Linked DNA regions of Homo sapiens: region 1 is linked to region 2. Evidence: chromatin loops called from intact Hi-C (ENCODE). Cell type or tissue: PC-3. All regions are shown on one strand. Links, peaks and the distances in the headings refer to the core of each region. The heading gives the core; the rest is flanking DNA. Region 1 overlaps CRPPA (CDP-L-ribitol pyrophosphorylase A). Region 2 overlaps CRPPA (CDP-L-ribitol pyrophosphorylase A).

Region 1 (10,450 bases), core at 1,500-9,499, 57 kb after region 2:
GCGACCAACGTTTGAGACATGTGACTGACGCGAATGACACGATTGGCACGTGATTGGCACGTGACCAACACGTCACTGACATGATTGGCACGTGTTTAACATGTGACTGACGTGATCCACAAAGGATCAACACGTAATCATCACGTGATCAACACGTGTGTAACACGTGACCAACGTGTGACCAAAGCATGTTTGACGTGACCAACACAACTGGCAGGTGATTGACACGTGATTGACACGTTTGACATGTGACTTACATGCCATTGACCTTACCACCTAACCAACATGTGACTGATGTGATTGACACATGATCAACACGTAATCAACATGTGTCACAGCTGATCGAAATGACCAGGGCATGATTGACACGTGAACAATAACATTATTGACATGACTGACAGGTGATTGACATTATTCGCACTTGACTGACACATGACATGTGAATGACACAATTGACACATGATCGGCCTGTTGCCAACATGACACGTGATCAAGACATGATCTACATGTAATAACGTGACTGACACGTGACCAACACGTGACTCACACGTGACCAGTGCATGATTGACAAGACAAACACGTGACTGACAGGTAATTCACGTGATAAACACATGATCAATACGTTATCAACACGTGTGACATGTGACAGAGGCAAGACCAGGGCATGATTGACATGTGACTGACACGTGACCAACATAAGTGATTCACACATGATTGACGTGACCGAGGTTTGTGACACGTGACTCACGTGTGCGATTGACATGATTGGCACATGACCTATATCATTGGCACGTGATTGGCATAGGTCCAAAATGTGACAAATGATCGACATAAGTGACACGTGATCGTCAAGTGATCGACACGTGTGGCACGTGACTGACGTTGCTACAGCATGATTGACACATCACCAACATGACTGACACGTGACAAACATCACTGAAACATGGACAGCTTTGTGACACGTGACATGTGACTGACACGATTGGCATCTAATCAACACGTGGGTGACACGTGACCAACACTTAACCAATGCCTGACATGTGACAAACACGTGATACGTGACTGACACTTGACTGACACGTGATTAACATGATTGAAACGTGACCAATACGTTTGACACGTGACTGACGCGATTTACGTAACTGGCATGTGTCCAACACGTGACTCACACGTGATCAGCACATGTCCAACAAGTGACTGACACATGATCGAGTCGTTACTGACACGTGATCATCACGTAATCAACACGTGACACCTGACCAGCCCATGGCCGGAATGTGATTGACACTTGACTGACACAATTGACATGTGACCAACACGTTTAGGACAGGTGACAAGCGATTCACAATTGGTGCATGACCAACACGTGACTGACACATGATAGACGTGATCGTCATTTTGGGTCAGCACGTGACATTTCACCAATGTGTGACCAAAGCATGATTGACACATGAACACGTGACATGACACGATTCACACGACTGACATGACCAACACATTTGTGACACTAGACACGTGATTGACAGGATTGAATCGCACAGGTCCAACATGTGACTGACACGATACACATACGATTGACGTGTGATCAACACGTGTGACACGTGACCAACACGTGACCAGAGTGTGATTGACACATGACTGACATGATTGACGTGACACATTTGTGACACGATTGAAGTGATTGGCATGTGACACCTTTGTGACATGTGACAAGTGACAAGATTGGCACATGTCCAACATGTGACTGATACGAGATTGACAAGACGTTTGATCAACACATGTGACTCGTGACCAACGTGACCAGAGCATGATTGACACGTGACTGACACGAGATTGACATGAATGACATGACACGTTTGTGACATGTGACAAGCGACTTACACGATTGGCATGTGTCCAACACGTGACTGACCCGATCGACACATGATCGACATGTAATCAACGTGTGACACGTGGCCGACGCATGACCAGTGACACGTGAGCAACACGTGACCAACATGACTGACATGACTGACATATGATTGACATGTAACTGACACGTTTCTCACAAGTGACAAGTGGCTGACATGCTTGGCACGTGACCAACACGTGACTGACACTTGATCGTCACGTGATCAGCACGTGTGGCACATGACAGACACCTGATTGACACATGACTAACACGTGACATTGACTCATGATCGTTATGTGATCAACACGTGTGTGACAGGCGTGTTATGTGACCATATGTGACACGTGACTGACATGGCTTACATGTGACACGATTGACACGTGACTGACGCATTTGACATGTGACTGACTCGCGAATGACATGATTAGTACGTGACGAATACACAACACGTGATTGGCACGTGATCGGCAACGTGTATGACATGACTGTCACGTGACTGGAGTGTGATACATGACCAACACGTGACCAACATGGTTGACACGTGATTGACATGATTGACGTGATGACACGTTTGTGACGTGACTGACACGATTGAAACATGGTTGGCATGTGTCCAACACGTGGCTGACACAAGATCTACACATGATCAACACGTGATTGTCACGTGATTACCTGTGTGACATGACCAATGAGACACGGAACATGATTGACACTTGACCAACACCTGATAGACACGTGATTGACATGATTGACACATGACCAACACGTTTGTGACACACTGACCTGGTTGACAGGCCTGGCACATGACTAACAGGTGACTGACATATGATCGACTTGTGATCAACACTTGTGTGACACATGACCGACACCTGATTGACCCATGACCAACATGTATAACACCCGAACGACACGACTGGCACATGATTGACACTACTGACACGTCGACACGATCGACACTTGACTGACACATTTGTGACACACAATTGACACGATTGGCATGTGATCAACACAACCGACATGATGTGATCGAGTCATTTTTGACACGTGACTGACACGTGTCCATAACCAACTTGTGAGATACATAACCAACTCGTGTATGACACGTTACACGTTTGTGACACGTGACCAACACCTGTGACGTGGCACATGACCAATATGTGTGATGGAAGACGTGGACACATGCCCAACATATGCCCAACACATGCCTGACACGTGTGTGACATTTATAAAAGTTATACCTTTGTAATTACAGTTTTAATTACAAAGGATACAACTGCTAAATGAAGAGACACAGGGTGAGGTCTGGGGGAATCCTAAAGCTTTTATGCCTTGTCTCCATGGAATCAGGGTACACCACCCTCCCAGCACAGCCCTGTGTTCAATAACCAGGTAGCTCTCCTGGACCAGGGTCCAGAGTTTGAGGTTTCATGATAGAGGCATGACTAATTCAATCACTGGCCACCTGCTTGAACTCAATCTTCAGCCCCTTTCCTGTCCCCAGAGGCTGAGCTGGTTCAAAGCCTCTAATCACATTACTTCATCTTTCTGGTGACCAGCCCACTTCCTAAATCATGTTTTCTCATTAGCATAAGCTCAGGTATAATCCAAGGAGCTCATAAATAACAGACTCTCCTGTTACTTCAGCAATCCCAAAGATTTAGAGTCTTCCTCCCAGGAACCTGGAATAAAGAGCAAATTCTTTATTATTCAACAGACTGAAATGCACTTTTAATATGGGAATTAGGTAGTCACAGGTGATTTTGGAAAGAATGGTCAGAGGAAAAATTAGCCAGACTGCTATGATTTATAACATAAATTAGGGGTATGCAAGGTGAGAAGTGTGTAAGAAGTTGATCACCAACAAGAGCATAAAATGACTAGAGGTGCTGGAGTACAAAGCTGAGGTAAGAAGGATATACCAGTAACTTAGAAAATGCCTTCTTCCACCAGGAGCAATACTTAGGAGGTTGCTTTGTTGATGCAGTCTCATTTGAGTCATCCTATTGTTAGTGTTCTTAGAGTCAATGTAATATTTAACGTGTTGGTCCTTCTTAAAATTATTCTCACTTACCTTTGATTTCTCCACATTCCAACTTACTTTACTCTTTCCAACATTTCCCTTATAACAAAGTCCTCATTGCCACTTCTTTATCTGACTTAATTACGCAGAAATATACAAGTCCTTCTGACTTAGAAAAGATTACGGACCTCTAATTTTGGTAATATGGTAGACTGGGTATCTTGAAACACCTCTTTCATTAAAAAAATATATATATAGGAGAGAATTTTACAAACAGCCTTTTAAGAGTATGTCTGGACTCAAACAATCACCTAAGAGTAAAACAACCTGATAGTTAGCAATCAGAGAAATAAGATGGCAGAGATGCTTTCAGTTAACAAGAGGCTTTAGTTTTAACAGATGAGGAAGAATGAGGACTAAGACCTTGAGCGTGTGCTACTTGATTAGAACTGTAATTTCCACACTAAGACCCATAAAAGGGAAAGTCCCTCATTTAAAAGGTAGCTGGGGCAGGGGAGGAGAGACACTCACAAGTGAAGGAAAACAGCAAGCAAAATTATCTTGGCTTGGGATCTTGAAGGGCAGGGACAGTTTTCCCTGAGAAGTTACAACAGTAAGCTTGGTTTCATGTGAGTTTGGAGTTTCATTTAACATTACCACAGAATCTATAAAACTTCAAGCCAAGAATTAATGTAAAGTTGTTCCAAGTTAGTAAAGCCCCTGGGATTTCTGGCAGAAGGAACAAAAATCCTTGCCTCAGAAACACACCCTTATCCCATGTTTACAGAAATCCTGATGATAAAGTCTTGCCAAACATGGGCTTACAATCCAAATTATAAAACAAAGGAGGAAACAAATTATGAACAAAAGTAAACAGAAATGAAGAGTTAGTGAATTAAACGACCAAGAAGTACTATTGGCTATAGTGTATAAAGTATTATGTTCAGAGCTTAAAAGGCAATAGAAGATAAAAAACAGAAAGGAGATTAATCGTACATGATAAGGGACAAAATGGGACTCCAAATAATTTTTAAATGTTTGTTTTAAAAGTCCTTAAACAGGATATTAGACAGAGCTAAAAAAAAAAAAATGAGAAATTGGAAACAAGTTACCTAGGATGCAGCATACAAAAACAGCAATATGAAAGAGAACTTAGGACACATGAGGACTGGATAAGAGTGTATCATATATACAGTATACATAAGGTAAGGGGAAAAGAGTTGTCAGGACCAGAAATGGGCAGAATCAATATTCAAATTAGATAATTATTCAGATTTTTCTAGAATAAAAATATGAATCAATGTTCATAAAGGACAATAAATCCAAAGCAAGGGAAAAAGTCTATACAGACACATCACAGAGACTAAACAACACATAGGAAAAATAAATTATCTAAGCATTCAGAGAGAAAAGGCAAATTACTTTCAAAGGATTACAATTAGGTTGGTTAGACTTCCCAAAAGCAATATTAAAGCCAGGAGACAGTGACATAACCTAATTTCAAAATAGTGAGGGGGGGAAAAAAACAGTTGTAGACTTAGAATTTTATACCCAGAAAAACTATCATCATTAAAGTAAGACAGAAATAACCCTGATGGAATTTTGCTCCCGAACTTATGGAAGCCATCTTGCCTCCCTGTAGGGCCTGACAATGTAATACAGGCAAAAAGAAAAACTGGGTCCTTGTGATGCTTTTGAGCTCTACAACCTTAATGCCAGCCTTAATCGTGGATATCTGAGTCTCTTGAGGCATTCTCTTTACCAGTTTAAGTTTTTTTAATTAAGCAAAATGGAAAGTCAGTTAAAATAGAGTTATTGTTAGCATACATAACCCACCCCTCCCCCTAAAGATAATCACAGTGTAGCTTGTTCAGAAAATGTGTGTGAAGGGGACCTTTAGGTAGAACCTGAAAATTAATACCTAGGAAGAAAAAATAATCAGTTAAGGAGTCTGTAGAAAACTATCTAAGACAACAAAAGGCAATGAGTTAAAAGCAGGCCTGGAAAACAGTCTGAACGGTGTGTGACTGCATTTATGTTTTTATGATAGTAAGTCAGTACAGTGAGAGAACTGGCAGGACATAGTGCCTGGAGTTAACTGAGAATACTGGGACACTATCCTAATTGTTTTAAGAAAATCTAAAACAAACCAAAAAGGTTACAGGATGTCTGCAATGGACAACTACATGACTAAGAGCAGACTCTTCCAGATTAGCTGAATCTAGCCTTGAGCTGCTCTTTTACAGCTTTCAAAGTTGTAGATAACCAATAGCAATGCAAAACAATTCTTGCCTATAAACATGCAAATGAATTTTGTCTATTGGAGTTTCAACTGACTCCACCATAAAAAAGCCAGTTTTCTGTTTTAATTCACTTCAACATACCTTTTTACTTTGTATAAATAAGTGCTTTTCTGGATTCAACTTTGAACCAGTTGTAACATCTGTCTGGTTCTCTCATTAATAAACTTGAAAAAATTCTTAAACATGGATGTATATAAAACTCATGATTTTACCCTTTATGTTTTAACACCAACAAAAACAAGGCAATATTTCTAAAAGAAACTGTATTTCTGAGGTTTCCTTAAACAAGTTGTAAAGTTTTGTTCTGAACCAGCTTCTTAATCTAATCAGAAAATTACAGATTTCACTGAAATATACTTTGTTTCATTTAAGATGCATTATGTGATTAAATCTTACAAATTATATTCTAAGAAACAATCTAATAGGAACTCCCTCAAATCTGCAAAAAGTAACTGCTATGTATTTTAATATGTTCTATTAAATCACATGTAAGACAATGATATACTTAGCATATTAATTGGAGCAAGATAAAAGACTTCTTTTGCCTTTTACAACATACTCTCAGAAGACTCACTTTATGGACAATATCTCAGAAATACTTTCTGCTTATTACTCAACAACAACAAAAAAAATTGCAAATGTGTGCAATTGTTATAGTGAGCTTAAGTGAATTTTCCAAAAGGTAACACAGGCAAAAAAAAAAAAAAAATTGTGTATAATATGCGTTGCAATGAATGCCCATCTACCAAATTGTATTGTCATCCCTAAGAACTCTTCCAAATGTGCAAAATTTACTCAAATTCTTAAGTTGTAAATCCTCTGCTTCTTTATGCCTTCTCACCACCCTTGCAACTGATTACCTTGCCTCTACCACAATTGAGCTGTCTGGAGAAGAGGAAGGAGTCAAGGGGGAAGCACAAGATCCAGGGGAAAGTTTTGTGGTCATTAATGGTTCCTGGACCACAAGTTTCACTACCTTAAATACCATTTATCCTTTTGTTTAAAGGCAAATCAAAATATTTCATTTGGTCTATGAAATTCTTACACAGTTTTAAATTTAAAGTGAAATTCATGTTGCAGAAGGAAGAGATGAAGTTAGGGAAAATTTCCTACGGCAATTCAAATACACATGGGTTATTGAAGTTATAGACTGTCTTTCCTAAATAGGTTTTAAAGGGGAAAAAAAAAAAAGCTTCTGGGCACCCAGATGGCTAGGAAGGCTTGCTTCCTGTTGGCCTATAATCTTAGAGGAAACTATTACATAGATGTTATAATTCATCTTAAAATAATACCCTTTAAGCACTTATTATTAATACCCTTTAAGCACTTAGTATTCTAATAGCTAACATAATTTCCAATCCTAAAATGACCTTACAAGTATTATTTTTTATATTTTCACAGGTAGGGAAAATGGACTCAGAAAGTTAAAAACACGACATCACTAGTAAATAAAAAGACAGATTTGGACCTAGGTCTGTCCAACTTCATAGCCTATTTCTATTATATAATACCATCGCTTGGCAATAAATTTCACTAAGTCTCCAATTTAGACTGCAAAAAAGTTTAGTATCTATTACCATATTTATATAATTTTACTTGGTAATAGAAGGAAAAAAATAAACATGCTCCAAAGATTACAATAGGTCTTTTGCTATCCTGTGTTTATTTTGGTGAAGCAAATGGAAACAATTGTCATCTCAAGATGATTTACTTTAAGGTCTATGAAAATCTTATATAGTATATACTAGAAAACAAACCACTTCGAAACTAACACAAAATTGAGTACAATGGACCATATTATACATATCCTTTACTTCTGAGAGATTTCTCTGGCATTTTTAATATAACTGCCTTTTAATTTTCATTAAAGTTTCATTTATATCTATACTGTAATAACATTAATACATTCTTCTCCAAATACCTCATATCACATTATGGTAGATGACTATAGCAAAAGATATGTTCCAGAACAGTCTCAATCTATAAAGTTACTACAACAAATCACCATAACATCTTTAGGTCATCATGCACATTTTAAATAATTTGACATTTAAACAGAATTGAATCAAAATTCAGCAAATGAACCACACTACAGTGCTTGTCCCTTCTATCTAGACTCAAGAAAAAAGACTTACCCCGTGTTCCTTAGCAGCTGTGACAACTTTAAGAAGGACACCTTCCTCAACAAATGGTCTCACAGCATCATGGATAATCACTACTTCTGGCTTAGAGAGTTTAGAGTTGATCTGATCTTCTGCCAGTGCTTTTAGTCCATTGAAAATTGACCTGTGGCGGGTCACTCCAGCTTCGACCAGTGAGATGCGTTTATGCTGATACTTCTGAATAATACTTTTCATTACTTCCATGTTCTCTCCAGTTACTGCCACAACAATGTCCTTTATCCAACATACTCTAAAAGGAAAGTATATGTACAATTCGTAAATTAATTCTTAGACAACTAAAGTGAGTAACAGAAAATTGAATCACTAGTATTGGTATATTTAAATAGGGAGATTAAAAACTGCAAGTTAATAAAACAGTTTTATGCATTCTCGTTAGGTCCAGTAAAGAGGCTGATGAAAAAGAATCAGTGAGCATTTAACACTATAGCTCTAGATAGTGTTTCATATTACATAGAATATCTTACATGATATAGTAAATGTACATAGTATATAGTACTACCAGATGTCATTTTTTACTTAAATTTGAATAATTAGAATATAGATTGTATGAAAAAATAGTCTATAGTTGGGATATGCTTTTAAATTTTTCCAAATACTTTTCCCTTCAATGAGACAATTGAAAGCACTTTTGAGATCTAAAAGTTGACTGTCTCTTTCAAGAATTCCACCAAGTTGGCAGCCAACCACTTGAATACCAACAAAGCTGGAAAACTTAGCTAACACAAGCCTTGCTAAATACGTACCTTAAATGGGAGAAACCGTTATAATTAATATTGTAGCAATAAGGTTTAAGTAAAGTGGAAAAGCTTACAATTCATGAAATAGGATTGTTCTATTGAGTCATATACAAAGCATAAAGCAATGTTTCTCTTGTAAAACATTTTCAAGACAGAGTCTCACTCTGTGCCCCATGCTGGAATACAGTGGCACCATCTCAGTTCACTGCAACCTCTGCCTCCTGGGTTCAAACGATTCTCGTGCCTCAGCCTTCCAAGTAGCTGGGATTACAGACACCCGCCACCATGCCCAGCTAGTGTTTGTATTTTTTTAGTAGAGATAGGGTTTCATGATGTTGCCCAGGCTAGTCTTCAACTCCTGACCTCAGGTGACCCACCCACCTCAGCCTCCCAAAGTGTTGGGATTATAGGCATGAGCCACCAAGCCCAGCCTGTAAAACATTTTCTTGAGGGACCTACTGACATACTAGACTGCAAGTAGTCCACATTAGTGAGTTGCTGCTGCATTAGAGTCTGGCAGACTTGTCTGGAACACCACTGCTAATGGAGGCAAGCATCACTGTAGAGTCAATATACCACAGCCCAAAAGCCCAAACCAAGACAACGGTCTCTGACCCATGATACGAATTCTGAACAAAGACTTAATTTTTAATTCTTAGCCTATGAGATCCTATACTTTCATGCTAAAACAGTTAAGTCTTTAGAATATTTTTAAAGATATGGAAGGGCCTGAAAATTACTGCATAAAGATTACCTTTACTGAAAAATGAAGTTAACATTGGGTTGCCTCACCCAGTAATGTCTCCTACCTCTTGTTATCGAACAGACCCTTTCCACAACCAAAAACCCCATTCTGCCTGTAGCTAAAAGAAGACTACACTGATGAACAAAACCAAGAGCTACTTTATAGGTGATACTGCCTTTTCATTTTAAGCCCATTTCTTTAATATTTATTGAGCACTGAGACATTATCAGCATCGGCCGGGCATGGTGGCTCATGCCTGTAATCCCAGCACTTTGGGAGGCTGAGGCAGGTGGATCACTTGAGATCAGGAGTTCGAGACCAGCCTGGCCAACATAGTGAAACTCCGTCTCTACCAAAAATATAAAAAATCAACCAGGTGTAGTGGCACGCAACTGTAATCCCAGCTACTCGAGAGGCTGAGGCAAGAGAATCACTTGAACCCAGGAGGCAGAAGTTGAAATGAGCCAAGATCATGCCACTGTACTCTAGCCTGGGCGACAGAGCAGGACTCTGTCTTTAAAAAAAAAAAAATAAAAAAATAACTTATCAGCATCGAGGATACAACAGAAAT
Region 2 (10,450 bases), core at 1,458-9,457:
TATATACTGTGTGATTCCAACTATAATATTCTGTAAAGGCAAGCTACGGAGACAGTAAAATCATCAGGGGTTGTTAGATGTTGGGGGAGAGGGAAGGTAAATACAGCAAAGAAAATTTTTGAGGCAGTGAAATATCCTATGTAATATTATAATGGTAGATACATGTCATTATAACATTAGTTCAAAGCCTTGAAACATAGAACACCAAGAGTGAACCCTAGTGTAAACTATGAACTCTAGGTGATAATGATAATAATGTATCAATGTAAGTTCAATGGTTTAAAAAAAAAACAGGTACCACTCTGGTAGGGGATATTGATCATGGGAAAGGCTATGCACACCTAGAGGGAAAGGGGCTATAAAGGATCTCTCTGTACCTCCTCCATCTTGCTGTAAAATTGCTCTAAAAAAAGTCTTTAAAAAATAAACAATGTTGACTTTTAATTGCCACTACTTCTTGCCTATCCATATTTGCCTTTCATATTTAATTGAAATGAAAAATTAAAATAAGTGAATAAAATTACCTACAAGTCCTGTTTGTTGTACAGAGCTGCCCTATTTTTTCAGTGTGTTACCAACTGCAATCCACAGAAAGTACTGTTTATACATATTAGGTGGGGAAATGCTAGGTTAAACAAATTTCAAGTTTATTTTAGGGACTTTAATTAATAACGTGTATTCTGAATCCTCAAATGTGGGATATTATGTCTACCACTTCCCAAATATATTTTACAATAAGACTTATCTCAACAATGAATATCTTAGAGAATAGTGTTCCATGTAACAGTCTGGGAAGTGATGGTTTAACCTTTCTTCCTAAGAGCAGCTAGAAAAATTAGCTTTTCCACTATTTCTGTAGAATCTGCTGTCTAACTTCCCTCCCTTTCCTTGTCTGTATTCTATTTCTTTCTCTAGTCATTTCTTCCCTCCTTCCCTCTTTGCTCCCCACTGTGGAGTGTGTCACAGTCTTTCTTTCTGGCAACCTTTCTATTGGTTTCTCACTCTGTGCATATTGGTCTCTGCTGCACATACTCTATTTCTGTACCTCCTCCACATACACAGGCACCTACACACTTTATAAAACTCTAATCATGGGTTTCATGAGAACCATAACATCTAGGTATTAATAATCAACCCATATTTCACAAGTGACCCTCTGATTATGTGTCCTAACATTTTATTTTCAGTTCCATAAATGAAGGTGTATGCTTCAATTTATTTCAACATCAATGTTACTGTTTCCAGAAATCTTGTGAATAAGAGCTTAAACATTACCTAATAAATCAAAAAAATAAACCACTAATTCTCTCTAATGTGAAAATAATATATTTCATTTGAGAAAATGACATGGGAGAAAATATGCTAAGTTAAGAGACCAGGTAAATCATTATTCTAATGATAATTAAAAGGTCAAAACAGGCACAAACTTATATTTTAGGAAAAGGTATTCCCAACTAAAGGAAAGAGACATTTAAAATATTTGTATTTAGTACTGAAATATAATTTTAAATAAGCAACAATGGATGTGGCATGTAAAAGTCAATAACGAAGCTTTGTGTATTTGGCTCTTATTTCATGTTGATAATCCTCATCTCAGGAATAAATGAGAATTAAAAACATGCACAAGGCCGGGCACAGTGGATCACACCAGTAATGCCAGCATTTTGGGAGGCTGAGGTGGGCAGATCACCTCAAGAGGTGATCTGAGCCCAAGAGTTCAAGAGCAGCCTGGGCAACAGGATGAACCCTGTCTCCACAAAAAAAAAAAAAAAAAAAATATATATATATATATCTATATAGATATATAGATATACATATATAGATATATAGATATATAGATATACATATATAGATATATAGAGATATATATACAGAAATACAAAATTAGCTGGATATCGTAGTACGTGCCTGTAGTCCCACCTACTTAAGGGGCTGAGGTGTGACAACTGCTTGAGCCTGGGAGGTAGAAGTTGCAGTAAGCCAAGATGATGCCACTGCAATCCAGCCTGAATGACAAAGTGAAATCCTGTCTCAAAAAAATAAATAAGTAAATGACACATGCACAAAGCCAAATATGTGAAAATCAAATAATAAGTTACATTTTACGGGGACTGAATCAGCAGAAATGGCTTAGTAAGCAGTTCCAAAAATTCATTCATAAAAGTCGTGAGAACTTTGGAAAAATGATCAAAATCATTTTTTTTTAAATAAATCTGAAATTAACCTAAAGCATGCAACATCTAGGGGATGTTTATTCAGGTATAAAACACTGAATCCTGGTAATAGTTGAAGTTGTAGCAGTTTAATTAACCTTATAACAAAACCACTTCCTCTCCACCCCCCAACTCTTCTGAATCTGAAGGGAGCCTTGAAAACTGGCATTGTACAATTACAGTAAAACCGGAAGCCTAGTAGCCAATGAAAAAAGCAAAATAAGGTTGGATTTGCTCCAAGTCCCAGTTCCCAGATAACTGCCATATTCGACCTGTCTCAAAGTTCCCTGCAAAATCTATTTCCCAATATATGTTTTTAGTTGATCTGACTCAGTTTCCCACTGCAGCATTTTCTTGGAGGCATTTGCAAAAACAGTCAGTGGTAATTGTTTAACATCACAGTTGCATTAGATGGTGATCACAGTTGAGGCGCACAAGAAGCTACCAAAACACTTAAAAGGAAAATCTGGGGAATGAGATGTTCATGGGAGACTTTGAAAACCTATTCCTGGAAAACTAGAAAATGCCACATACGTGCATTGGGCTGCGCACATGCCCAGGAAAGACCTCAGAAAGCCATATGCTCTCACCTCTGGATGACCACGTGTCTCTGCACATGTACAAAGTGAGGACTAAAGAAGAGTTATCAATAGCACCTCTGAGCTTTAAGGGTGTAACCCTACACATGCATAGAGCCCTTAGGCAAAATATGGGACAGTTATTAGTTCCGGTTATTAAAGGAAATCTGTCTAACCAATGGCTGACCATCAAGCTAATCTAGAAGAGATTTCAGTAATCATATGTAACAAAGAAAACAGACTTTATGGAATTAGCTCAGGAAAGCTGTTAAACAGCAACAACAAAAAATTAACACTAAATCCTAGGGAGAGGAGATCTGATTTTTAAAGTTGTCATATTGTGTTAATGAAAATGTTCGGTTTTTAACAAAAACCCAAGAGGTATGTAAAGCAGCAGAAACATATTGCCAATATAGAGGAGGGAAAAGCAGTCAAGAGAAACTGTCCTGCAGAAACCTAGAATTTTGACTTATTTAAAATAACGTGGGCCAGGTGTGATGGCTCACATCTGTAATCCCAGGGCTTGGGGAGGCCAAGGCAGGTGGGATCACTTGAGGACAGGAGTTACAGACCAACCTGGACAACATAGCAAGAACCTATCTCTACCCAAAAAAAAAAAAAAAAAAAAATTAGCTATGTATGGTGGCATGTGCCTAGTCCTGCCTACTTGAGTGGATCACTTGAGCCTGGAAGTTCAAGGCTACAGTGAATTATGATCATGCCAACCTGAGCAACAGAGACCTTGTCTATCAAAAAAAAAGAATGAGCCTATTTATGGTATTTTTCTAATATGTTCAGTCAACTTAAGGACTTAAAAGTATGAGAAAGTTGCCTTATCAACTAGAAGATGTTAATAAAAAGGTATAAATTATTTGAAAAAGAAGAAAAAGGTATAAGTTCTGGAGTCAAAGTACAATGCAAATGACTAGTCCACTAGATGGGCACAACAGCACGCTTGCTCAGTCAAAAGAAAGAATTGGCACACCTGAAGATATGTTAACTGAGATTATACAAACTGAGGAATAGAAGGACAAAAAAAAAAGATCTCAGATTATCAGTGGATAATAATGAAGCATGCCAAAATAATCATAATGGGAGAACCACCCAGAAGGACAGGACAGAGAAAGGAGCAGAAATAATTTTTGGTAGTAATAACTAAAAACTGCCCAATTTTGATGAAAAAGTGTTAATCTACATATCCAAGAAGCTCAAACTACAAGCAGGATAAATACAATCAGGTCCGCATATAAATGCATAAAAATCAAACCATCAAAAGCCAAAGGAATCAAAAAGGGAATCTTGAAAGTAGTAAGAGCTACTCATCATGCACAACATTCACCAATAAGATTAACAGCTTACTTCTCATCAGAAGTCATGGAGGTCAGAAGGCAGTGGGGGATGATGTTCAAAGAGCTAAAAGATAAAAGACTGTCAACCAAGTATTCTATTCCAGCAAAATAATCCTTCAAATTTGAAGTAGAAATTAAGACATTCCCAGGTAAGCAAAAGCTGAGAATCTGTTGCTAGTCAACCTGTGCTACAAGAAATACCAAACGGAATACTTGAGGCTAAAATGAAAGGACATGAGACAGTAACCTGAATCTACATAAAGAGGACCAGTAAAAGTAAGCACATATACAAATAAGTAAATATAAATGATCATATAAATGTACTTTTGGTTGAACCCTTTTATTGCCCTGATTTATATGACAACTATAGAGAGCAATAATATAAATATTAAAAGGTAAACAGTGTATAAATATGCAATATATGTGACAACACAGCACACAGGAAAGAGAACACAGTATTGCTGAATCTTATATTGTTTAATGAAAAAATGAACTTTTATGCTAAAAATTTTCAGTTAAAAAATATGTAGGATATACAGACATACTGGAGGCTATACTTGACCCTCAAGCTGTTAGTTTGGCAACTCTGCTAAAATGTCACTCTCAGTCCTTTAGAGTTTTTGAAGAGGTACAATTATCTTTTTATACATGGAAATTGACTCTATAAAAGTATAGAAATCTGCTGCTACAACTAGAACATTTGTTCAGGTTTTATCCTCCAGAGTCCAAATGATTTCCTTTAATTCTTTGCCTCATTAAGTTATAAAAGCTTTTGTTTACTCATTGCTGAATTCACTTATAAAAACATTATTTCTCAAAGTCTCGTTGTAGACGTAAGTGTTCTAAGGTGTTATTTAGTAAACGCCTGTAATAAACTGATACACCAAAATCAGACACACTGGAAAAGATAATTTTATCTCAAATATAAAACTGTTTTCATAATTTCTCCAAATGTTTCCTTCTTATAAGAACAAAATAATTACTGAGTGGCTATTATGTGCCAGGTGCCATTGCTCAGCCCTGAGGATGACACAGTGAACAAGATAAAGTCCCTGCCTTTGTGGACTGCATATTTAAAAAGGATAAAGGTAACAGACAAGTAAAAACAAACTAGATAATTACAAATAGAAATAAGTACTATGACGGAAGTAAAAGAATATTAGAAAAGAAATAAGAGGAATAACAACAAAGGCTCCATAAGAAGTTTATATTTAAGCTGTGATCTAAAGGGTTGAAATTAAGCCAGAGGATAAGGAAAAGAGCTGTGTCAGTTGAGAAAAAGATGCGGTCAGTCAGGCTTGTAATGTGCTAAAACCACAAGAATGTTACAGGTTCAGCACCCATTCTGTTCATGCAAGAAAGTTCATAGCAAGAGAAAAAAAAATGATAAGAAAAGCTAAGATAATTAGCAGAGGCAATAGCTAGTGTTTGTTGACTACTGCAGCAGGCTGAATTATTTGTCATAATTTTTTTATTTCTCTGTGGTAGAATAATGTACTCACACCCTTGTCTTGTCTCATAGATGTGAAGTATACCAGCTTACTGTACTAATGTTTGGCTTTGTCACAAGGCTTACTTGGCCCAAAGGAATGTGAATGGAAGTGGCAGTGTGCACATTCCATGCCTAGTCCTCATGAAAAACCACATATGTTGAATTAATCTCTTGCACCTCCACTACTATAAAAACCTCACCAACGTAGCTACCTCCCTTTCAGCATAGGATCCAGGAGAAACAGTCCTGTGTATAACCCTCAGTAAAGGGCCAAGCACAGCCAGATCTGCAGCTATAAGCAAAGCCACCCAGTCAACTCCACCCTAGATCAACAAACACCAAGTCAACCCACAGACAAGTGATTAAGAATTACTGTTTTATGCCATGGAGTTTTGAGAATATTTGTCCATAATAACTAATAAATACTTCCAATATCAGGCATAATACTAGATGCTTTACATAGGTTAGCTCATCCAAACTTTCCACCAAACTCATAAGGTAGATATGACTTTCAGCCCCATTTATCAGACAAGGAAACTAAGATTGACACCTTAAATAGACTCCTGACAGTTATATAACAAGCAGGAAAACCAAAAAGCCCAACCAGTCTAGTTTCAGAGTTCTATGACTCTATTACTGTGATATTCCCCTTTTTCCTAAGTGACTAAAGTCTTATTGCATTATCAAAACATTAGTATCAGTAAGTATATCTTTGTCCTATTTCAAGTCTACCACTTACAGAGTGAATAAAAAATAAACCAAGGACTTGTGTTATCAGTTGTTCCTGCCTCAGTCAAGATCCACTTTACCCAGGTGCAAACTGAATAGAGTTCTACCATGTTTTGATGCCACTTTAAATAATGCCACTATTTTATCGTTCAGAAAATATAGTCAAGAAGCAGTCAGGGATAGGAGAATTAGCAATATGGCAGAACAGGAGGCTCCAGATTCCCCCTTCACCCATAGACCCAGTGAATAGACATCTACTCACAGATGAATTCCCTTACATAAAGTCAGACATTAGTCAAGTCTCCTACCCAATAAGGCAACTGAGAAAACATCCACACTGGATGGGCAGAAAAAGCTGAGGCACACTCAGGCACAGATTCTTCCATAGGCACTGTACCATAAAATTGAAAGAATTCCCAGCACCCAGCTTCTCCCTGTGGAAAAGAGGGTTTGAACCACATATAGCACCCTAACCTAAGTTTCCTTATGGCTAGGCTCTTAATTCACCAATGCAGGGAGTGAAGAGGATTAAAGACTCTCCAGACCACAGGAAAAAAAATGGTGGTTTTCTACAGGCACAAAAGCACTTCCAGGGGCCTCATCCTCTGAGAGCAGTGCAGAGAAGGGACTATAAATAGCTCCCCATTTCTCTCTGGAAGGAGATTTACGACACATTCTTCCAGTGGCTACTTGGCACAACCCAGCTTCTAAGTAGCTTGTATCAAGGAGATAAAGGGTCAGCTAGATAATACCTTGCTGGCAACCTGAGCAGCAGATCAGCACTTCCCAAGCCTTCTTCCTCAGCTCACTCCAGCTATTAACTCCAAGTCTATTAATTTATCCTGAAAAGAATTTGTCTGTCCATTGAATGCTCAACTTTTACTGCTTCCACTTCAGAAATTGCATCCTAAACTTCTTAACTCTTCAAGAGGAGAGCACACATAAGCAAGTCTCTCTAGACTACAGAAAAAAGCAGCAATTTTATACGAGCAAACAAGCATGTCCAGGGGCTTAATCCCCTGAGAGTAGAGAAAGGGCTCAAAAACTGCTGCTCCCTATTTCACCCTGGAAGAGGTTTACACACACATTCTGTGCCTAATTTTTCACAGCTGCCGCCCTGAGGTAATGCATCCTATAAATCTAGCTCTGGAAGCAGAAGGGACTAGGTATATGAGCGTCTCCTGAAGAGGACCAAACCAAGAGGTAGTCTTAGACATGAAAATATAAGGGCTACGCCCTTTGGGAACAGTGCAGAAAAAAACTCTCATTTTCTCTGGAAGGTGGTTGCTGCACACTCTTTCATTGGTTAATTAGTGGTCTGGCTTCTAGTCCACTTGCATCTGGGAGCTAACAAAGAAGACAAACAGTAGCCTCTCAGCAGCCTGAGCCAGGGCACTGCACATTTCCTAAAGCCTTTCCTCTGGTTCACCCCAGTGATTACTTCAGGTCTACCCACTCTTCTTAGAGTTTATCCATGCACCAAGTGCCACACTTCTAGAGCTAGCTCCCACCCAAGGGACTGTCTCCTTAACAACCTACCTCTGGAAGTCAATGGGGCTTTGTATTCCTGAATAGTCCTAGACCACAGAGGACAAAGAGGTGGACATATAACAGGACCCCTTCCAGCAGCTATCTCCCTAGTATCAGAGGGTGCAGCTTGAATGTGAGTACAATATTTGTAACATATCCTCTCCCTAATTTGATGCAGAGAATGGGAGATAAATATGCATGCTTAGCTTCATCATGAAAATAGAAGAAACTAGAAGACCATCCAACACCTAAACCTTTTCAGCTACATCTAGAGGGTCTTGGCTTCTACCTTCCAGGTATCAGAGTACTGCCAGGATGTGGCACATCCCAACCTCCTAAAGGTCCACAAAAAACAGACAGCAGTCTGCATAAACATGAGACTGAGAGGTACCTTAAAATCCTTGGTCAGATGAATTAGAAATCCTCTCACTATATGAAATTAGTCTGACAAGACAGGCAGATGTTTTACCTAATATGCAGAAAACAACAGTGTCAAAGAAAATGAAAAAGCAGAAATATACGTTCCAAATAACAGAACAAGATAAATGTCTAGGAAATGACCTGAGTGAAGTGAAGATATGTGATTTACCTGACAGGGAATTTAGAACAATGGTCATAAACATGCTCACCAAGGTGAGAAAAGCAATGCAAAAACTGATAATTTCAGTAATAAAAGATAAAGTACAAAAACAGGTCAAACAGAAATTAAAGGTGAAGAAAATAACTGAAAACGTCAATGGAATCAGCAGCAGACTAGATCGAGCAGAAGAAACTCAAAGTGAACTCAAAGATCACCAGAAATCACACAACCTAAGGAGCAAAAGGAAAAGAGAATGAGAAAGAGTACGGATTACTTATGAGATTTATGGGACACCATCAAGTGGAAGAACGTATGCATTATCCACATGCCAGAAGAGAAAACAGAAGAAACATAAAACATATTGAAAAAAAATAATAACAAACTTCCCAAGGCTGGAAAAGGAGATAGAAATCCAGATCTAGGAAATCCAAGAGACACTAAATAAGATGAATCCAAAGAGACCATATCAAGAAATATCAGAATCAGATGGCCAAAAGTTAAAGACAGAATCTTGAAAGCAGCAAGGGAAACCCAAGTTGTTAGAGACATGTGAGCCCCCATAAAATGATCAGTGGATTTTTTTCTGCAGAAACTTTTCAGGACAGGAGGGAATTAAACGATATTTTCAAGAACTTAAAAAAAAAAATGTCAACCAAGAATAGAATACCCAGGAAGCCTATCTTTCAAAAATGAAGAGGTAATAAAGACATTGTCATACAAAAGCTGAAAAAGTTGATCACCAGTAGACCTACCTTATAAAAAATGCTAAAGGGAGTTCCTCAGCTTAGGGAAGATGACAATAATTGGTAACATGAAAACATATGACTACATAAAACTCACTGGTAGAAGTACATTGTCAAATCCAAAACACTAATACGGTAATGGCAATAAGTCAGTTATATCTGTAGTACAAATGTTAAAAAACAAAACTATTCAAAGCACCTAAAGCTGGAATAATTTCTTAAGGACTACAAATATTAAAAAATATAAATTTTGACATCAAAAACATAAAACATAAAAGGGAACTAAAAGTGTAGTTTGGGTATGCAATCAAAATTATCAACTTAAAATAGCCTGTTATAAGATGCTTTATGTAAGCCTCAAGGTAACAACAAAAGCCTATCATAGATATACAAATGATTTTTTAAAAAGTGATCCAAAGCATACTACTACAGAAAACCATCAAACCACAAATGAAGCAAGCAAGAGAGAAAGGAACCAAGGACCTGTAAAACAACCAAAAACCAATTGACAGAATGGCACTAGTAAGTCCTTACCTATCAATAATTACTTTGAAGCTAAATGCACTGAATGATCTAATCACAAGGCGTAGAGTGTGGCTTAATGGATAAAAGATCCAACTATATGCTATGAGAGACTCATTTCATCTTAAAGAACACTCAGACTGAAAGTGAAGGGATGAAAAAATACATTCCATGCAAATGGAAACCAAAAGAGAACAAGAATAGCTGTACTATTTTCAGAAAACAGACATTAGGCCAAAAACTGTAAAAACAGACAAAGACGACAATTACATAGTGATAAAGGGGACAATTCATCAAAAAGGATATAACAATTTTAAATATATAGGCACCCAATATCAGAGCATCTAAATATATAAAGCAAACACTAAGAGATATGAAAGGAAATGAATTGTAACACAGTAACAGATTTCAATACCAGAAATCTGGTATTTAATAAATGGTACTGGGAAAACCGGCTACCCATATGCTGAAAAACTGAAACTTAAGCCCTTCTTTAAACCTTACACAAAAATTAACTCAAGATGGATTAAAGATTTAAACCTAGGTCCTCAAACCATAAAAACCCTAGAGGAAAACCTAGGTAATACCATTCAGGACATACGCATGGGCAAAGACTTCATGACTAAAACACCAAAAGCAATGGCAACAAAAGCCAGACTTCACAAATGGGATCTAATTAAACTAAAGAGCTTCTGCACAGCAAAAGAAATTATC

Evidence for each region. Peaks named below come from ENCODE experiments on the same cell type or tissue, not always from the same donor. Only the 100,000 strongest peaks of a DNase experiment are listed, where the experiment ranks them.
Region 1: it touches region 2 in a loop (6-fold over the local background); 2 of 110 quality-filtered maps call a loop at or near these places.

Annotation. Positions count from the first base shown.
Region 1 is chr7:16,397,712-16,408,161 of GRCh38, forward strand. It overlaps CRPPA (CDP-L-ribitol pyrophosphorylase A), which reads right to left. Exons shown (of 10, transcript NM_001101426.4): 2 at 8,350-8,626. Among named protein-coding and RNA genes, the nearest start is that of CRPPA, 19 kb to the right of the region's middle. In PC-3, for the core only: no CTCF peak of the experiment used is centred there; no DNase peak of the experiment used is centred there; H3K27ac peaks cover 1,431 bases.
Region 2 is chr7:16,341,007-16,351,456 of GRCh38, forward strand. The region is part of intron 3 of CRPPA (CDP-L-ribitol pyrophosphorylase A); the gene reads right to left. Among named protein-coding and RNA genes, the nearest start is that of CRPPA, 75 kb to the right of the region's middle. In PC-3, for the core only: no CTCF peak of the experiment used is centred there; a DNase peak (open chromatin) is centred at 5,775; H3K27ac peaks cover 1,686 bases.